Regions from separate parts of the Homo sapiens genome. Here all the other regions are linked to region 4. The links are chromatin contacts, found by Hi-C or POLR2A ChIA-PET in ENCODE. All regions are on one chromosome and are shown on one strand. The core of a region is the stretch at or near the end of the contact, and the rest is flanking DNA. Distances in the headings are between cores, read along the strand shown.

Region 1 (4,709 bases), core at 1,616-4,115, 450 kb before region 4:
CTCACTGCCTGCCCTATCTTGCAGGAATGTCTACAAGGATTATCGGCAGCTGGAGCTAGCCTGTGAGACACAGGAGGAGGTGGACAGCTGGAAGGCCTCCTTCCTGAGGGCTGGCGTGTACCCTGAGCGTGTTGGGGTGAGTGGCAGGGCAAGGAGAGGAAGGGCAAGCATGATCCTAGGGCCCCTGGGGCACCATCCTCAGTGATGCCAAGTCATGCCATGTTTCCGAGCCCTTATTTGGCTCAGAAATAATAGGAATCCTCCCCCCTACCCACTCTGGGGGTGGGAACAGAGATAAGTCTCCTGGTATTCCCATCCTTCTCCAGTGGCAGTTTTGTGTCTCTGTCTCTGTTGCAGATGGCATTTCCTCCATCCCCTTTCTATGATGGTAGTTTCTTGTGACTGCCTTCTCTTTTCTCCCCTATTTCACTGTGGCGATGTCTAGAGTAGCCTGAGAGTTGGGGTGCAGTATCCCAGGTTCACTCAATCTCTCCCCTTTTCCTCTCTGTGTTTCCTTCGGCTGTGCTCCCTGGTGGTGGCGGCGGTGGCAATGTTGGTGTGTGGGCCTCCCAGGACAAAGAGAAAGTGAGTGTGCCCTTCTCTTGCCTCCTGCCAGGCATCTGCAGCCTGGCACCAGCTCCAGCCAGGTTTTCAAGCAAGGGACCTGGAGATGTTCTTTTCTAATTTCTGGATTGGGGCCAGGCGCAGTGGCTCACACCTGTAAACCCAACACTTTGGGAGGCCGAGGTGGGCGGATCACAAGGTCAGGAGTTCGAGACCAGCCTGGCCAACACGGTGAAACCCCACCTCTACTAAAAATACAAAAATTAGCCAGGCATGGTGGTGCGCGCCTGTAATCCCAGCTACTCAGGAGGCTGAGGCAGGAGAATCGCTTGAACCCAGGAGGAGGTTGCAATGAGCCAATACAGCACCACTGCACTCCAGCCTGGGTGACAAAGCAAGACTTTCTCAAAATAATAATAATAATAATTTCTGGATTGGGAAATTGAGGCAAATTCTAGGCACTAGAGTCAGAACCAAGACAAGGCTGAATCAGGGGAGTCTAGGGTCCTGAGAGGCACAGGGATGCGGAGCCAGGTATGTATTCAGGCCAGTCGCTTCTCTCTGTGCCTCAATATTCTGGGTACCCTTGGAGGGGCTGAGATCCTGGGGATGCCTGGAGCCTGGCTGCATGGCCTGGCCACCTGATGCCCTTGTGTTCTCCATGGCAGGCCAGCGAGACCGAGGAGAATGGCTCCGACAGCTTCATGCATTCCATGGACCCACAGCTGGAACGGCAAGTGGAGACCATCCGGAATCTTGTGGACTCATACATGGCCATTGTCAACAAGACCGTGAGGGACCTCATGCCCAAGACCATCATGCACCTCATGATTAACAATGTGCGTGCTCCACTGCATGGGGGCAGGGAAATCCTGTGGCACTGGGGATGCAGGTGGCCATGTTGGCCTGGGGGAGATGCCAACCAGCCCTATGGGACCAGGTCCAGGGAGGGAGGCACGGTCCAGACCAGAGCTGTCCAATAGAAATATCATGAGGGGCTGGGCGCGGTGGCTCACACCTGTAATCCCAGCACTTTGGGAGGCCAAGGCAGGTGGATCACGTGAGGTCAGGAGTTTAAGACCAGCCTGGCCAACATGGTGAAACCCCATCTCTACTAAAAATAGAACAATTAGCCAGGTGTGGTAGCGTGAGCCTGTAATTGCAGCTACTCGGGAGGCTGAGGCAGGAGAATCACTTGAACCCAGGAGGCGGAGGTTGCAGTGAACCGAGATCCTGCCACTGCACTCCAGCCTGGCCGACAGAGCGAGACTCCATCTCAAAAAAAAAAAAAAAGAAGAAGAAATATAATGAGGGGCTGTGCACGGTGGCTCATGCCTGTAATCCCAGCACTTTGGGAGGACAAGGCAGGAGGATCACTTGAGCCCAGGAGTTCAAGACCAGCTTGGGCAACACAGTGAGACTTTGTCTCTACACAAAAATTTTAAAGAATAGCGGGGGTTGGCCGGGCGCGGTAGTTCATGCCTGTAATCCCAGCACTTTGGGAGGCCGAGGTGCGCAGATCACCTGAAGTTGGGATTTTGAGACCAGCCTGACCAACATGGAGAAACCCCATCTCTATTAAAAATACAAAATTAGCCGGGCGTGGTGGCACATGCCTGTAATCCCAGCTACTCAGGAGGCTGAGGCAGGAGAATTGCTTGAACCCGGGAGGCGGAGGTTGCGGTGAGCTGAGATTGTGCCATTACACTCCAGCGTGGGTAACAAGAGTGAAACTCCGTCTCAAAAAAAAAAAAAAGAATAGCTGGGGTTGGTGGTAGCACGTGCCTGTAGTCCTAGCTACTGGAGAGGCTGACATTGGAAGATAACTTTGAGCCCAGGAGGTTGAGGCTACAGTGAGTGGTAATCTCCCCACTGTACTCCAGCCTGGTGAAAGAGCGAGACCCTATCTCCAGGAAGAAGAAAAAAAAAAACAACTGAGTAGACAAGAGTTCTGGTGGCATGATAGGTCCTAAGTCCCCTCCCGGTTCTGTGACCTTGGTCAGATGACTTTTCCTGTGGACCTCAGTGTCCTCATCTGAGTGAGAAAAGCGCGGTGGGGAGGTGAATCTTCCAGTCTACGCAGTGTAGGAGCCGCGTCTGAAAAGCCACACCAGCTCACAGTCCCAGCAGGGCCCGGTGGGGCGGCCAGGGCGGCACAGGCATCAGGTCCCCACCTCCTTCCCTCTTTGCCTACTCGCAGACCAAGGAGTTCATCTTCTCGGAGCTGCTGGCCAACCTGTACTCGTGTGGGGACCAGAACACGCTGATGGAGGAGTCGGCGGAGCAGGCACAGCGGCGCGACGAGATGCTGCGCATGTACCACGCACTGAAGGAGGCGCTCAGCATCATCGGCGACATCAACACGACCACCGTCAGCACGCCCATGCCCCCGCCCGTGGACGACTCCTGGCTGCAGGTGCAGAGCGTACCGGCCGGACGCAGGTACCAGGGCCGGCCCCCACGGCCCCAAAGCCCCCCAGCCCGGGGCCCGCGGGAGGAATGCCGGGACCGGGCAGTGGCGCGCCCGCGTCACCGGGGTGGCTCCCACCTGGAGCGAGGGGCGGAGCTTAGAGAGGGCGGGGCTTGTCGCGGGGCGGGGCTTGCCGTGGAGAGCTGGCTGCAAGGCTGGGTGGAGCTGGGGCGTTGGCGCCGCTGGGGGCGGGGCTTAAGCTCCGGCGACCGCCTTAGGGGTGCGGCAGGGAGGGGCTTGCGTGCATGGGCGTGGCCAGCACTGGGCTGGGGCGGGGCCTCTGGGTGGGCGGAGCTGCTCATCTCGCCTCTCCTTGTTCCTCGCTCCCTGTCGCCCTCAGGTCGCCCACGTCCAGCCCCACGCCGCAGCGCCGAGCCCCCGCCGTGCCCCCAGCCCGGCCCGGGTCGCGGGGCCCTGCTCCTGGGCCTCCGCCTGCTGGGTCCGCCCTGGGGGGGGCGCCCCCCGTGCCCTCCAGGCCGGGGGCTTCCCCTGACCCTTTCGGCCCTCCCCCTCAGGTGCCCTCGCGCCCCAACCGCGCCCCGCCCGGGGTCCCCAGGTGAGTAGGGGCTGAATGCGGCTGGAGAGGCTGCCGGACGGGCGTGGCCGGGAGGGAAATGGGGCTGGATTCCAGAGCATCGGACCTGGCCGCCAGAACCGGCCGTTTCTATCCCAGGCAATCGGACTCTGGGTGCCGGAGCCACGCCACGTGTGGCCGAGGGCTGGCGGAGCCTGCCCCCGAGGGAGCGCTGAGTCCCGGAGGTGGTCGTTTCTGGGGAGGGGGCTGTGGGGCTCGTCCCACCTGCCCCCTTCTTTCCAGCACTTGCATGGCGCTTCCCTCTATTTTCACTCTTGGCGGCCGCCCACACGTTGCATTCCTCCTCCTTTCTTCTTCTTGCTGTCCTCCATCCTCCATTCCGTCCAATTCCTCTCCCAGCCCCTGGGGAGCCTACCTTAGGTCTGACTCTGAACCCCGATCTGCTCTGAGTGTGTGGATTTCCTTCAGCTACCCTGATGTCCCCACTTCCCAGCCCTGACTCCTTTGAGCCATCCCAGGGGGTGTCCAGCCACTGGCCCACAGGAGCAGAGGCCAGGCTGTGACTGTGTGACTAGAAAGGTGTGTGATGTGTGTGTGGGCGTGCACACGAGTGTGAGAGTGTAAGCATGGCACCCAGGCCCGGGCTAGGACAGGAGCAGCTGGGGAAGCAGCCTGGGCCGTGGGCAAACTGATGGCTTTTTTCCTCCCCCCAACCACCCCCTCCGCGACTTCTGGCCCTACCCAGTCTAAACCAATGTGGTAGGGGTGGCGGCAGGGGCAGGGATGGGAGTGCTTGAAGCCTGCTTCATTCCCAAAGATTTCTAGGGAAAAGCTTTCTACTACATCCTTTGGCTTGACCTTCTTGACCCATGACTCTCTTTCAAGGAAGTTCACTCCAATTCCCAGTCTGCCCTGTTTCCACTGGCCACATTCTCTAAGGAAGAACACAGCAGAACAATAGCATCTGTTTTGTTTCTGCATGGCTGGAGGGTAGGGCTGTCGGTCTAGCACCCATAAACCAAAATGAGGCAGGGATTGGGGCTTGCCCTATGATGCTCTGATGACCAAAGCAGATGCGTAGAGGCAAGCAGCATGGTATTGGGCAAGAGGACTGGACTGGGAGTCCAGAGATGCTGCTTC
Region 2 (4,544 bases), core at 1,009-3,508, 500 kb after region 4:
TTTGTTTGTTTTGTTTTTGAGATGGAGTTTTGCTTTTGTTGCCCAGGCTGGAATGCAATGGTGCAATCTCGGCTCACTGCAACTTCTGCCTCCCGGGTTCAAGTGATTCTCCTGCCTCAGCCTCCTGAGTAGCTGGGATTATGGGCCCCTGCCACCATGCCTGGCTAATTTTTTATATTTTTAGTAGAGATGGGGTTTCACCATATTGGCCAGGCTGGTCTTGATCTCCTGACCTCAGGTGATCCACCTGCCTCATCCTCCCAAAGTGCTGGGATTACAGGCGTGAGCCACAGCGCCTGGCCCCCAGAAAATCAAGTCTTAAAATTTTGCTGGTCTCTATAGTAGAAGGAGGAAAGGGAGAAGAGCTTGGGTTGACTTTTGGGGTGCAATCCTAAAGGCCTGCAAAGGCCCGAAGGAGGGAAGGCCTTGGTGAATTCTGGGGACAGAAAGCCCCAGGGGTCAGGGGCAGGGGTCAGGGTGAAGAGTGCAGACTTCATCTGGAGGACCGCAGGGAGCCATGGTGCGTTCAGATTTGCTGAAGCTGCTATTTAAACTGAGCACTGGAGACACGTCACCGAGGGAGGCCCATTCCCTGCTCACCTCAGAGACTTGACGGGGGCATCCTCAGGGCTCCGATGAAGCCCTGATTCCTTGGAGAAAGGCTTGCAGCCCCTCTCCTTCCTGGATTGCACACCTCCAGCCCTGGCAGCCTGTCCCCTGGTTGGCACCCAGCAGCAGGCCACAGATGGCTTCTGGCTGTCCCATGGCGTCGCATCAGGGCATGCAGCGGATAGTGACTCACACTGGCACCTCTTCTGCTTGGAAAATGCCCTACACATCCATCATCTTTGGTTTTTCTGCTAGAACGATGGCATGAGGTGGGTGTATTTTTCACTGATGGGGAACAGGCAGAGACGCAAGCTCCCTTGCTTGAATGAGGACTGTGCTCGCCCTGCAGACTCTGGAAGAAGGGCTCCATGCTCAGCCCGCACTGGGCATCTCTGCCTGCCTGCTCAGGGTAGAAGGGCCACTCTCTTAGGGATGATTCAAGGGTCTTGGAGGCCCTATGCGGTCAATCTTGTTTTCCTGCCACATCAAGGGAGTGTGCAATTTTCGAGGCCCCGAGCCCTGTGTTTTCACTGAGGGCAGACATAGGGCATTCGCTGTCTTTGCCCGTGGAGCTGTTCCTCACACTAACCATGCAGGGCTGGGTGGGAGACATGTATGGGGGGTGGGGTGGGGTGGGAGGGGGCCAAGAAGACATGTAAGACCCGGGGCCCTGTCCTTGGGAGTTTAACATCTGGGTGGGCCTCCTTGGACCAACTTCCTCTGATCTGCTTGTGACTTCGGGAAAGTCCCTTCCTGTCTCTGGGACAATTTTTTTTTTTCTTTTTTTTTTTTTGAGACAGAGTCTCGCTCTGTCGTCAAGGCTGGAGTGCAGTGGCATGATCTCGGCTCACTGCAACCTCCGCCCCCTTGGGGCAAGCGATTCTCCTGTCTTAGTCTCCCAAGTAGCTGTGACTACAGGTGCGCACCGCCATGCCTCCCTAATTTTTGTATTTTTAGCAGAGACAGGGTTTCACCATGTTGGCCAGGCTGGTCTCGAACTCCTGGCCTCAAGTGATCCACCCACCTCGACTTCCCAAACTGCTGGGATTATAGGCACGAGCCACCACGCCTGGCCTCTGGGCCAATTTCCTCATCGGTATAATGAAGGGGTTGGCAGGGCTAGTTCTGAATTTTCCCAACCCACCCATAAAATTCACCCTTCAAATTCTAAAGATTCCATTCCGTGGTCTAACTCTGTGTGTCTGTCCTTGGTTCCAAAAGTCCCCGTCCTTGTGGCCCCTGTTGTTTTGGACCCATCACAGGTAATTATGTATTTGTGTGATTAAACATCCCTGGCCTGTCTCCCTGCCTGGGCTGTGTGCTCAGCAAAGAACCATGCCTGTCTCTGTCTTTGTCCTTTAAGAGATCAGCACAGGGCCTAGCGCATAGTAGGTGCTCACTAAATACTGTAGCAGCTGGTATTGTTGGGAAATGATGCTGGGAGAGGCTGCTGCTGGAGAGAAGGGAGCCACCGACCGCCCTGCAGGCAGTCAGCGCCCTCAGTCCCTTCCTCCTCGCGGGCCGCAGAGGCTCCCCTTTCCCCGAGACGATAAGAATGCCCAGACGCCCCAAAACCCAGGCCGCGCCCCTCCGGGTAGAACTACAGTCCCCAGAAGGCCGCGAGGGGCGGAGCCACCAGCGCCCGCCCCGCCCGGGCCCGCCATGCCGCACAGCATCATGGGAGTTGTAGTTCAGGCCCTGTCCCCCGGGCAGCCGCTGGCGCGGACGTTCGCGGAGCAGCCCGGCGCCCGCGCGGCTCACGGGGCCCTAGGACCCCTCCCCTGGGGGACCTCCACCCTCCGCAGGCCTTTTGAATTAATCCTACTGCGCCGGGGACCCCAGGACAGTTCTGTCGCGTACTCCCGGGACCCTTTAAGGGGCGGGGCTGGGATCCTGCCCCACCCTTGACTCCCCCACCCTCCTCTCTCAAACATCACCCCGGGCGCTTTAAAACGCTTGATCTCGCTGGAACCTTTTCGGTCTCCGTTAGCCACACCTTGATTGTCGAGTGTGTGTCTGGCCCTTTGGGGACAGCGCTTAAAGTCGGGGTGGGCGGGGGAGGGGATCACCGACATTCAGTCTTGAGTGACACACCAGATGACCCCACCGGAGAGGAGGAGGGTGGCACAGGGGCCTGACGGACCTGGGGTATGGGCAAGGCTTCCAGGGGCCGGTGACATTCAGACTAGGCCTGGGTTGGCCAGGGCAGGAGCAGGGAAGGGTGTTCCAGTCAGAGGGAACAGCATGAAGGAGGGCTTCGAGGCTTTAGGGGAAGCAAAAGAAGGCCTGGGAGGCTGGCAGGCAGAGAACGGCTGGGGAGGGGCCGCTGGGAGGGGTGGAGAGGTGAGTAGGGCCCGTGGGAAGCACCTGGCGAAGAGTGTTTCTGATCCCCAAATCCAGTATGCGTGCCGGGTTCTCGGGCAGAGTGGCCAGGCGGAACGTGACCAGGGTTCAGTGGCAGAGCCTGGAACCAGCCTGGGGGTCCTGCTTCTCAGGCCCCGGCGTGTCCTTAGGGGAAGGGGAAGGAGACTTCCCAGGGCAGGGCTGCAGCAAGAGCTGGCACAATGCCATCCTCAGGGGGCACAATGCCCCCTCAAATCCCAGAAGCAAGGGGTTTGAGGAGGGAGTATGGGATATATGGGGAGGAGCAACATCCCTGCTGCTTGGAGGGGGAAACTGAGACCCTCACAGATTTTTGCTGAGTGAGCTTCTGTGAGGTCCAAGAAAAATCTTTTCCTCCCCGGCCTCTAGCTGTCAGGAGCCCGCCATGAAAAATAGGGGAGGGTCATTTTCACACCCTCCCCCATTCCAGATGTGGCAGGAGCAGGAAGGATTTGTGCCAGATGTTGGGGTCTGCGGGCCCAGCAAGTTGCCTGGGGCTCTGCTATTGAAAAGTGAACCTTAACTGGGTTGGCTGCGCTAGCGGTGATGGCCGTGAGATCCTGGGGGATGTGCTCCGTGGCCCTGGTCATGTCTGAAGGGAGAGGCAGGGAGCCCAGGCCTCACTGTCAGCAGCACCTGACTTTTGCTTCCACGGTCACCCTGGCAGATCCTTCTCAGCCTGCTTGACTCAGGGCATGACTTCCCTGCCTGGATCCCAGGCTTCCTACCCTGCCCCTCGGGCCCCTGGACTTCTCCAGAGTGTTCTGGACACGAGTGGTCCAGCAGAAATGAAGCTCCTTACCCCACTGAAAACGTCGGGTGTCTGTGCCCTGGGTGAGGATGGCACCCAGTGTGGCCTCATCCCCCAGATCAGAGGCCTGGCTCTGCTGGGGTTTGTCTTTGATTAATAAAAAATGGGGAAGCAAATCAATTAGCCCTTCACAAATGCAACTCAGATGGCAGGAAAAAAAATCTCTCATGATGCTTGGGGGCCTCTTCTTCACAAAAAGATGGGAACACACAGAAAGTGTTGGCCCGAGACCCCCGCCTCCCATCCTGATGGGAACTGCACACGTGCTTGAACAGGGAGAGGACACTGAATATGTACAGATTAAAAACTTAGGGTATGTGGGGCCATGGGGGTGCGGGGAGGGGTGAGGGGGGCGTTTGTTCTTCAGGAGCCCCTTCTCCACTGGCAGCCCTGGCTCCTGAGGACCAGGCACAGTCTTCACCTCTCTTCACCTCTTTGATTGAATTTCAGGGTCGATATTCTGGAAGCCAAGTGGTTTCTCCAGATGTCTGCTGGCTGTGTTGGAATCTCTGGAACGCTGGCTAAATGCAGATTCCTGGGCCCTCTTGCTCTGACATCCTGATACGTGGAATCCAAGGTGGGGCCCAGGAGTTTGGATTCTTTTTTTTTTTTTTTTTGAGACGAAGTCTCTCTCTGTCGCTCAGGCTGGAGTGCAGTGGCGTGATCTTTCACTGCCAGTCTGCCTCCCAGGGTCAAGCGATTCTCCTACCTCAGCCTCCAGAGTAGCTGGGACTACAGGTGC
Region 3 (5,143 bases), core at 2,244-4,743, 380 kb before region 4:
GGCAGATCACTTGAGCCCAGGAGTTCAATACTAGCATGGGCAACGTGACAAAACCCCATCTCTACAAAAAATACAAAAATTAGCCAGGCATGGCCGGGCGTGGTGGCTCACACCTGTAATCCCAGCACTTTGGGAGGCCGAGGCGGGTGGATCACGAGGTCAGGAGATCGAGACTATCCTGCCTAACATGGTGAAACCCCGTCTCTACTAAAAATACAAAAAATTAGCTGGGCGTGGTGGCGGGCGCCTGTAGTCCCAGCTACTCGGGAGGCTGAGGCAGGAGAATGGCGTGAACCCAGGAGGAGAAGCTTGCAGTGAGCCGAGATCGTGCCACTGCACTCCAGCCTGGGCAACAGAGCATGACTCCGTCTCAAAAAAAAAAAAAAAATTAGCCAGGCATAGTGGCCTGTGCCTGTAGTCCCAGCTACTCGGGAGGCTTAGGTGAGAAGACTGCTTGAACTCAGGAGGCAGAGGTTTCAGTGAGCCGAGATCTCACCACTGCCCTCCAGCCTGGGTGACAGAGTGAGACCCTGTCTCTAAATAAATAGAATACTACAGTTGTCCCTTGGTATCCAAGGGGATTGGGTCCAGGATCCCTTGCAGATACCAAAATTTGTAGATGTTCAAGTCCCTGATATAAAATGGCATAGTATTTGCATATAACCTAGGCATGTCGTCCCATATACCTTTTTTTTTTTTTTTTGAGGCAGAGTCTCACTCTTTCACCCAGGCTGGAGTGCAGTGGCACGATCATGGCTCACCACAACCTCTGCCTCCCAGGTTCGTGCGACTCCTCGTAACTCAGCCTCCTGAGTAGCTGGGATTACAGGTACGTGCTATCATGCCCAGCTAATTTTTACTAGAGACGGGGCTTTGCCATGTCTTGAACTCCTGACCTCAAGTGATCCGCCCACCTTGGCCTCCCAAAGTGCAGCGATTACAGGCGTGAGCCACCACACCTGGCCACTTTTTTTTTTTTTGAGACTGAGTCTCGCTGTGTCGCCCAGGCTGGAGTGCAGTGGCACGATCTCCGCTCACTGCAAGCTCCGCCTCCTGGGTTCACGCCATTCTCCTGCCTCAGCCTCTGGAGTAGCTGGGACTACAGGCGCCCACCACCACGCCCGGCTAATTTCTTTGTATTTTTAGTAGAGACAGGGTATCACCGTATTAGCCAGGATGGTCTCGATTTCCTGACCTCGTGATCCGCCCACCTCAGCCTCTTTATTTTTTTTGGAGACAGAGTCTCACTCTGTCACCCAGGCTGGAGTGCACTGGCACAGTCTCGGCTCACTGCAGCCTCTGAACTCCTGGGCTCAAGTGATTCTCCCACCTCAACCTCCCGAGTAGCTGGAACTACAGGCATATGCCACCCCACCTGGCTAATTTTTTTTTTTTTTTGAGACAGTTTCACTCTTATTGTCCAGGCTAGAGTGCAATGGCACAACCTAAGCTCACCGCAACCTCCGACTCCCGGGTTCAAGCAATTCTCCTGCCTCAGCCTCCTGAGAACCTGGGATTATAGGCATGTGCCACCACACCTGTCTAATTTTGTATTTTTAGTAGAGACGGGGTTTCTCCATGTTGGCCAGGCTGGTCTCGAACTCCCGACCTCAGGTGATCTGCTCGCCTCAGCCTCCCAAAGTGCTGGGATTACAGGTGTGAGCCACTGCACCCGGCCTTTTGTATTCTCTTGTAGAAGTAGGGTTTCCCCATGTTGCCCAGGCTGATGTTAAACTCCTAGGCTCAAGTAATCCACCGCCTCAGCTTCCCAAAGTGCTGGGATTACAAGCATGAGCCACCAGGCCTGGCCTTCCCATATATTTTAAATCATCTCTAGATTACCTTTTTTTTTTTGAGACGGAGTCTCGCTCTGTTGCCAGGCTGGCGTGCAGTGGCACAATTTCGGCTCACTGCAACCTCCGCCTCCCGGGTTCAAGTGATTCTCCTGCCTCAGCCTCCTGAGCAACTGGGACTACAGGCGCCTGCCACCACTCCCGGCTAATTTTTGTATTTTTAGTAGAGACGGGGTTTCACCATGTTGGCCAGGATGGTCTCGATCTCTTGACCTCATGATCCACCCTCCTCGGCCTCTCAAAATGCTGGGATTACAGGCGTGAGCCACCACGCCTAGCTAGATTACTTATAATGCCTAATATAATGCCTATGCATCACCTTGAGTGGATTCAACACAGTACTAGGTGCACAGCAAATTCAAGTTTTGCTTTTTGGAACTTTGTGTTTTTCTTCCCAAATACTGCCAATCTGAAGCTGGATCATGGGATGTGGAACTCATGGACTCAGAGGCAACTGTACTTAGTGACACGTGAAAATTACCTGAAGTTCAAATATGAATATTCATAAAGTTCTATTGGAATACAGCTAGGCTCATTCCTTTAGATACTGTCTATAGCTGTTTGGCACTACATTGGCAGAGTTGAGCAGTTCCAACGGAAATCACATGGCCTGAAAACTAAAACATTCAGTATCTGGCCCTTTCCAAGGAAATCTGCCAATTCCTGGTCTAATACCTCACTCCTCTGTGGACCTTCAAGGGCCTGGCACAGGAATCTGAGCACTGGGACACTGACTCGGCTCAGGGATTTCCTGGGAAGTGACACACAGGATCCTGCTTAAATCTGCCTTACCCAGTGGATGGTTGATGAAAGAGGGTACGCTGGTGGCTGTGAGGGTCAGCTCCTTCTCTTCGCTGCCTTCCATGGGGCCCAGCAAGAAGCGAACACGCTGTTTAGGAGCGGGAGGCTTCCTGGCATTGAGACCTGAACACACAGAGATAATATATACACACATACATACAAATATATGTACATATAAAATATTTTTTAAGAGACAGGGCCTCGTTCTGTAGCCCAGGCTGAAGTGCAATGGCGCCATCATAGCTCACTGTAACGTCAAACTCTTGGGCTCAAGCGATCCTCCTGCCTCAGCCTCCAGAGTAGCTGGGATTACAGGCGTGCACCACGATGCTGACCAGGAATATCTTGTTCTGTCCAAACACTTGGGGGATTAGACAACAGGGAAGTATGATGTAGAAGACAAAGCAGAAGCCCATGGTGCAGAGGGCAGTATAGCAGTAGTTAAGAAACAGGCGGATTCAAACAGACTCTACAACGTAGTAACCGTGTGACAAGGAACAATACTGAGTCAGTTTCCCCCTCGGAAAACAGAGGAAAGTGAGGAGTAAGAAAGCACAGAGAACAGGCGTTTGGGAAAGCGCTCTGCCCAGGTGAATAGGTCACGTGATTTTGTTTTGGGGTAAGGACCAGAAGCGGAGATGGACTTCCAAGAGAACGAGAGCGGGAACGTGGGTCTGGTTCGAGGCACTCACCCTTCAGAAGTTGTAGCTCCACTGTATCCCGCAGGTGCTTCCATTTTAGCCCCGGGGGCTTATAGACCGCGAAAAGCCCATGCAGCCGCGACAAGCCAGCAGACCCCATACTTGAAGATCACAGCACCCGCTGGACCTGGACGGAAGTACCGCCAGGCCCCGCCCCCAAATGTGGTCCTTTCCACGGGCGCCGCCATGTTCCACAGCCGGAAGAGGTTCGCATTTTATAGTCTTCGGGGAAAACCGGCTGTGGAGAAGGAAATAGGGCCCGGCGCTGAGTGAGCGTGGTTGCGTGTCCTTTGCAGACACTTTCTGGGGCGAGGTGACATGGCGAGAGTCTTGGATCGGTGGACGTAGACGGTAGACAGTTCGCGTGCGTTTCCTTCGCCTACTTGGCCTACATGCCTTCTGCCCGTGAAGCGATGTTTCCCCTCGAAAGGCCGTAGGCTACGCCGTCAGAATCGGTTTTTCAGTGAGTTTTGACCCCTCCGACGCTCCGTCGCCTGACAGAATCGCGGCGTTCTTCGTACCCGCCCATCCTCCGCGGACGCCCGCTGCCATGGCGACTCTGCTGCGCCCTGTCCTCCGTCGGCTCTGCGGGCTCCCGGGCCTACAGCGGCCTGCGGCAGGCAAGTGGCGCCGGGTTCTGGGCGCAGGCGGGAAGGAGCCTGAGGGCGCCCGGCTCCTCTGACCTCGGCCTTTTTCTTGCCCCGCAGAAATGCCCCTCCGGGCTAGGAGCGACGGCGCCGGCCCGCTATACTCGCACCACCTCCCCACCTCCCCGCTGCAGAAAGGGCTGTTGGCCGCCGGCTCCGCGGCGATGGCGCTCTATAACCCCTACCGCCACGGTAAGGCCGCCCGCGCCTCGCCCCCGTGGGGGCGGCTTGGAGCCGTTTCCTGTGGGTAACTGGAACATAGCCTAGGTCGGGGTACCCAAACCTGGTTGCAGCTCGTAACCACTCGGAACGTTTATGAAAATGCAGATTCCTGGATCCCACCTAAACGCACTGAATCTGAATCTGAATCTGCAGTGGAGGGAGAAATGGGCGTGAAACCGAAAGTCTGTCTTTAAACTACTTGGGAGAATCTGTCATGCAGCCATATTGAGAACATCTAGACTAAATAGATGATTCATAAGTACCGATCAGTTTATAATATCCTACTAGAAAGTCAACTCCGAGGTCGAGGACCATGTCTGCCTCGTTCCACTGCATCTGCAGCCTTCTGGATAGTGCCTGGCACATAGTAAATGCTCAATAAATGTTTGCTGGATGTGTGACTAGAACATTCTAGGGTTCTACAGTGTTTTTCTTATGCCTCCTAGATTTTTGAGTTCTGGGAAGTACTGTTATTCCTACTAACAAAAACAGGCTAGGCGCTATTATAGTGGCTCACGCCTATAATCCCTATCGGGGGGCCGAAGCGGGCAGATGGCTTGAGCTGAGGAGTTTGAAACCAGCCTGGGCAACACGGTGAATCCCCATCTCTACAAAAAAAAATACAAGAATTAATTGGGGCTGGTTGCATGCGGCTGTATTCCCAGGCTGAGGTGGAAGGACCATTTGAGCCGGGGAGTTCGAGACTGCAGTAAGTTGTGATTGCGCCATTGCACTCCAGCCTGGGCGACAGAGCGAGACCCTGTCTTAAACAAAAAATACACTATATCTCCATGTCCCCAGTGGTTTTTTGTTTGTTTTGTTTTGAGACACAGTATTGCTCTGTGGCCCACGCTGGAGTGCAGTGGCGCAATCTCAGCTCTATGCAACTTCCACCTCCCAGGTTCAAGCGATTCTCGTG
Region 4 (5,105 bases), core at 1,039-3,538:
CCGGGAGTTGAGATGTGAGCACCCTCCTATGGAGAGTTATCTCAGATTACTCTTGGCTTCCAGAAGTAACATTTAGCCATCAAGGCAAATACACATTTTAAAGTGTTAATTAGCTGGCTGGACTGATTGCACCACTGGAGAATTCCTAAAAGGTGGGGAAGGCTTGTTAGTTTGATTCCTGGGTTTTTGATGAGCTGCAGTGAGAAGCTGAGGACTTTTTTACTTCTTTATTTTACTTTTTTAAGAGATGGTGTCTCACTATGTTGGCCAGGTTGGTCTTGAACTCTTAGGCCTCAAGCAATCCTCCTGCCTCATCAGCCTCCCAGAGTTCTAGGATTACAGGCATGAGCCACTGGGCTTGGTCAGCCTTTTTGCTTCTAAATGATGGATAATAACGTTCATTTAACCTCCATTTTATTTTATTTTTATTTATTTATTTTTCTTGAGACAGAATCTTGCTCTGTTGCCCAGGCTGGAGTGTAGTGGCGTGATCTTAGCTCGCTGCAACCTCTGCCTCCCAGATTCAGGTGATTTGCCTGCCTCAGCCTCCCGAGTAGCTGGGACTACAGGCGTGCGCTACCACGCCCAGCTAGTTTTTCTAATTTTTTATTTTATGTATTTTTTTGAGATGCAGTTTTGCTCTTGTCATCTAGGCTGGAGTGTAGTGGCGAGATTGGCTTACTGCAACCTCCACTTCCCAGGTTCAAGTGATTCTCCAGCCTCAGCCTCCCTAGTAGCTGGGATTACAGGCACCCACCACCATGCCCAGCTAATATTTTTTTTTTGTAGTTTTAGTAGAGACGGGGTTTCACCATGTTGGCCAGGCTGGTCTCGAACTCCTGACCTTGTGATCCGCCTGCCTCGGCCTCCCAAAGTGCTAGGATTACAGGCGTGAGCCACCGCGCCCAGCTGCCTTTTTAATTTTTTTTTAGCAGAGACGGGATTTCACCATGTTGGCCAGGCTGGTCTTGAACTCCTGACCTTAAGTGATCTGCCCTCCTCAGCCTCCCAAAGTGCTGGGATTACAGGCATGAGCCACCATGCCCAGCCAACCCCCATGTCAAAGAACCTACTATGTGCCAGGTGCTTCTGCTAATGTCTAGACCTCAACAACTCTAATGTGTAAATGTCACATTTCGCCTCTGATTATGAAATCTGGGCATGTTTCACAGAGCCAAGTTGCCTTTGCTTATATGTCAATGCCACTTGGGTGATTTCCCATAGCAGGACAACCCAGTGTTGTCCATGGCTCACCAATTTCACTTTTTTCCAGTCCATTATGAAGGAAGTGATTAGTGCAAAGCACAACATGTGGCTTCCTTCATTCAGTAAGAGCACCAGAGCCTGTCTGTTCCAAGTCACTGTCGGTATTTGACCCTTCATCACCTTCCCACCTCCTGGAGGACGCTCCTCCACGAAGTGCTGACACAACCTCCTGTAAACGCAGGATGCCAGGACGGGCTGAATGGCCCGCCATAGACTAGGCAGTGACCAGCACACCTCCCTTGGGCTGAAATAGTGGCGGCTATTTCACCAGGTGTAAATGGCTTTTCTCCCGTGTGGATGGATGGGCTTTTTAGGGTAAAGCCCTAAAAAGTGGCACGGGCTGAACCAGCAAGCTCAGTCTGAGTAAGAGATGGGCCGGAGAGAGGTCTGGTTCATTCATCTGTAATTTGTAATTTATCATAATTTTGGGTGAGGATTTACTTTTCCACAAGTATACGTTCTTTTTTTTTTTTTTTTTTTTTTTTTGAGATGGAGTCTCGCTCTGTCACCCAGGTTGGAGGGCAGTGGCAGGATCTCGGCTCACTGCAACCTCCGCCTACTGGGTACAAGTGATTCTCCCACCTCAGCCTCCTGAGTAGCTGGGATTACAGGCGCCCGCCACCACGACCGGCTAATTTTTGTATTTTTAGTAGAGACGGGGGTTTCACCATGTTGGCCAGGCTGGTCTCGAACTCCTGACCTCGTGATCCGTCCACCTCTGCCTCCCAAACTGCTGGGATTACAGGCGTGAGCCACCGCACCTGGCCTAGTATACATTCTTGTAGTGACTAATATCTAGTCTGGGCCAACCACTCCGAGGAGAGAGACAATTTTGGATTAGCCCACATTACACCAACAACGTGCGAGACAAAGAGAGACTTGAGGGGCTTGGTCGAGGAGGCCCAGCGCGTTAGAGGCGGGAGCCAGGTTGTAGAGGGGCTCAAAGTTAGAGGAGGCGGCCAGCTCCACCGGCTGCACCCGGCTGGGCGACCCGGCAACCTTCAGGGGGCGCTGTTTCCCCCATCCCTGTCCCTAACTGGCCGGCTCCCGCGGGCGCGCGGCGGGGAAGGCCAGAGGACCTGGGCGCGGGCGATGTGCCTCCTGAGCGTCCAAACCGGGGGTGAGGCGCGGTCACGCCCAGCGGGAACCGCAGGCGCCGAAGCCCGGGTACTGGGCCCAGAATCCCGCGGAATTTTGGATCCGAGGGAGGCGCTGGGGCGCGGGACCTCGGGCGTGGGGTCCCGGGCGCTGGATCGGCGCGGACGGGAGGCGGCGCTGGTCCCGCGGGCCAGCGGGTCTCGGGAGGGGGCGCCCGATCCCGCGTCTCCGGCGCCGCTTCCCGGGAAGTTTCAAGTTTGAAAGTCCTGGCGGAGGGTCTGCGGCTTCCGGGACCGGAGTGGCTGAGAGAAGGGCCCCAAGCGGCCGGAGCGGCGCCATGGAGGAGGGGGCGCCGCGGCAGGTGAACGGCGTGGGAGGGGCGCGCGGGCCCGGGGGGTGCGAGAAAGCCTCTGTCATCGCCCCGGAGCCCCGAACCGCGGCCGCTTCCCCCGATCCTCCCCTCACCCGCGCCCCTTCCCTGCCCCTGCCCTGGCCCCGGCCCCGCGACGCCCTCGCAGAGCAGACCTGATCTCCGGGTTCGGTGGTTCCTGGACCTTGCACAGTCTCCAAATCAGTCCGCGGCTGACCCGGAGACTGAACCCCAACCAGCCCGTGAGCGAGGACGGCTGAGTCCGCAGTGTGCGCCACCAGGGTGGTCCCCAGAGTGTCCTTAAGTCGGTTCTCCTCGGTGGGGCTCCAAGGCCGACGGGAATTAGCCGGGATAGAAAGGCGGGGCACAGGGGCCTGGGGGGGTTAGAATGTGCGCGCAGCGGGGGGCGCAGTCTGTGCGCGCTTGGCAGTGGCAGGAGTCCTTCCCGGAGCACAGGAGGCACGAGGGGAGCGTAGATGAGAGGGGAGCGGCCTCCCCCGCCCCAGGGCGGGAACCTTTGGGTACATAGCGGGTTCTAGAATGCGGAGGGGGCTGGGTTTCCTGCCAGAGCTGGCAGTAGGTGCGCGTGGGCCCGGAGGACCGAGGCCATGTCTATCTGCTCCTGAGGAGGGAGAGGTGGTGTCCTGTTCCGGAGCGAGTGGTTGGGAGGGGGGCATTTGCGGACAGGAGTGGGTCCCCGCAAAGAGCGGAAAGGAGGTGGTGTGTGTGTCCATGTTGGAGTTCCAACCCAGGGCAGACGGGACCATGGGGGTGTTGCGGGGTGCGTGTAGACTCCTTGAGCGCCCAAGCCAGTCGTTTAGGCCGCCTTCAGGGCTGGGGCTCGGTCTGCCCCCTCCCACCCCCTTCCTCTGGAGGTCCCTCCGCCTGTTCCAGACGTAGCTTGTACACATTTTCCGATTTCCTGCGGGGCTCCGCCCTGCAGCGGCAGCTGGGTGACTCAGGACCCCGGTGGCCGGGCCCCCAGCTCCATGGGACCTTTGTTTGCTCCGGTCTTTGGCTCTGGCCCTGTGGCCTAGGGCGGTCAGAGGATTTCCTGAGCCTCGCCCTTGCCCTCTGACAGCTGGGCCAGCAGGCCCCGCTGAGGTCTGGGGTGGGGGGGTCCCTGAGTCTGGGGTTGCGGCCCCTTCCACTGGGCTCAGGAGAAGATGGAACACAGAGAGGTAAGATGGGGTTCCTGCAACAGCCCGTGTTGCGGGGCATCATGGGTTACCCGGCCTGAGGTCACCTTTGGCACCGGTTGGTTTGAAATGCTGGCGGCTGGAAAGGAGGTGTTCCTGTTCCTGGCTCCAACCTGGGTGAAGCCGTGAGAGAGCCTTCTACTTCCTCCCGGGAGCTGAGCAGGGAGTGGGCACCCGGAGACCTCCCCAGTTCCTCTCTGTGCCTCTGCTTTGCTACCTGTGGCATTGGGACATCAGGGGAACAAGCCCTGGCTCCCAGGCCCCTGGCTGCCTTCTCATGTGGCTTCGTGTGAACCCCTATTCGGCGTAGCTTTTGTGGCTCCTGGACTCTACTTTGGGTCCCAGATGTAGAGAGAGCAGCCTGATTACCCAGGGCTGCCAGGGACAGCTGGGGCCCGAGAGATGGTGGCCCCTCCTCTGTGTCTTGACTGTGGGCAAGTTACTTCACCTCTCTGGGCCTCAGTTTCCTCACTAGAAAATAGGGGTAATAGTACAGGCGTGGTGGCTCACACCTGTAATCCCAGCACTTTGGGAGGCCAAGGCAGGTGGATCACCTGAGGTCAGGATTCAAGACCAGCCTGACGAACATGGAGAAACCCCGTCCCTACTAAAAATACAAAATTAGCCGGGCTTAGTGGCGTGTGCCTGTAATCCCAGCTACTCAGGAGGCTGGGGCAGGAGAATCGCTTGAACCCGGGAGGCAGAGGTTGTGGTGAACCGAGATCGTGCCATGGCACTCCAGCCTGGGCAACAAGAGCAAAACTGTCTCAAAAAAAAAAAAAAGAAAAAGAAAAAGAAAAAAGAAAATGGGGGTAATGACCACCGCTACCGGGTGGGGTGGCTGGGAGGAGTGATGTGGTAATATATGCAAAGCACTTAGAATAGAACCTGGCACCCATTTACCGTGTGAACTGTCCCCCCCGCCACATCCTTCTCTAACGGGCGGAGGACAGGAGCCTGGCCTAGATGAGTGGCCTCGGAGTTTCCATCTGGCTCAGGCCTGAGCTCTAAGGGGAGAGAGGCTTCCAAAACCCTGTGCGAGTCAGTCCTGGGTGCCGTCCCTTCCTTCGCCTCCATCTGCAGTGAGCAAAGGCTGCTGGTGGCCGCTGCACCCCATGGCTGTTCTCCACCCTCTGCTTTCCACCGGCTCTGCAGCCTGGGCCGAGCCAGTG

What was found. A loop is a pair of places that touch in the nucleus more often than their neighbours do. ChIA-PET counts read pairs that join two places held with the same protein, here RNA polymerase II (POLR2A). Pooled maps may share reads with other maps.
Region 1: a pooled map shows a loop between it and region 4 (2.8-fold over the local background). The contact joins the enhancer-like site here to the promoter of PKN3 in region 4. A Hi-C loop is called at or near these places in 1 of 168 maps with a recorded cell type or tissue (K562) and 1 of 50 pooled maps. POLR2A ChIA-PET finds 5 or more read pairs at or near these places in 3 of 52 experiments (K562, OCI-LY7 and RWPE1).
Region 2: a loop to region 4 is called in a pooled map, with 5 times the contacts of the local background. The contact joins the enhancer-like site here to the promoter of PKN3 in region 4. A Hi-C loop is called at or near these places in 1 of 50 pooled maps. POLR2A ChIA-PET finds 5 or more read pairs at or near these places in 2 of 52 experiments (activated T-cell and naive thymus-derived CD4-positive, alpha-beta T cell).
Region 3: a pooled map shows a loop between it and region 4 (7-fold over the local background). The contact joins the promoter of TRUB2 here to the promoter of PKN3 in region 4. A Hi-C loop is called at or near these places in 6 of 50 pooled maps. POLR2A ChIA-PET finds 5 or more read pairs at or near these places in 2 of 52 experiments (K562 and OCI-LY7).

The regions. Positions count from the first base shown.
Region 1 is chr9:128,247,351-128,252,059 of GRCh38, forward strand. DNM1 (dynamin 1) reads left to right here. Exons shown (of 22, transcript NM_004408.4): 17 at 25-136; 18 at 574-585; 19 at 1,233-1,403; 20 at 2,765-3,006; 21 at 3,375-3,590. Among named protein-coding and RNA genes, the nearest start is that of MIR3154, 4.7 kb to the left of the region's middle. RefSeq lists an enhancer at 2,637-2,776 and silencers at 2,947-3,446, 3,457-3,546. Within about 2 kb of position 2,866, at least 9 of the 41 ENCODE cell types and tissues checked have a DNase peak (open chromatin) inside an H3K27ac peak, as active enhancers do.
Region 2 is chr9:129,200,678-129,205,221 of GRCh38, forward strand. All of the region lies in intron 1 of LOC105376289 (a long non-coding RNA gene), which reads left to right. Among named protein-coding and RNA genes, the nearest start is that of IER5L, 25 kb to the left of the region's middle. RefSeq lists an enhancer at 2,113-2,407 and a silencer at 2,161-2,570. Within about 2 kb of position 2,259, at least 29 of the 41 ENCODE cell types and tissues checked have a DNase peak (open chromatin) inside an H3K27ac peak, as active enhancers do.
Region 3 is chr9:128,318,954-128,324,096 of GRCh38, forward strand. TRUB2 (TruB pseudouridine synthase family member 2) reads right to left here and starts at 3,494. Exons shown (of 8, transcript NM_015679.3): 1 at 3,347-3,494; 2 at 2,646-2,777. The coding sequence starts at 3,455. It overlaps COQ4 (coenzyme Q4), which reads left to right and starts at 3,886. Exons shown (of 7, transcript NM_016035.5): 1 at 3,886-3,975; 2 at 4,063-4,194. The coding sequence starts at 3,906. RefSeq lists an enhancer at 3,194-3,733 and a silencer at 4,114-4,173.
Region 4 is chr9:128,700,215-128,705,319 of GRCh38, forward strand. It overlaps PKN3 (protein kinase N3), which reads left to right and starts at 2,289. Exons shown (of 22, transcript NM_013355.5): 1 at 2,289-2,725; 2 at 5,089-5,105. The coding sequence starts at 2,702. RefSeq lists a silencer at 2,182-2,751 and an enhancer at 2,566-3,105.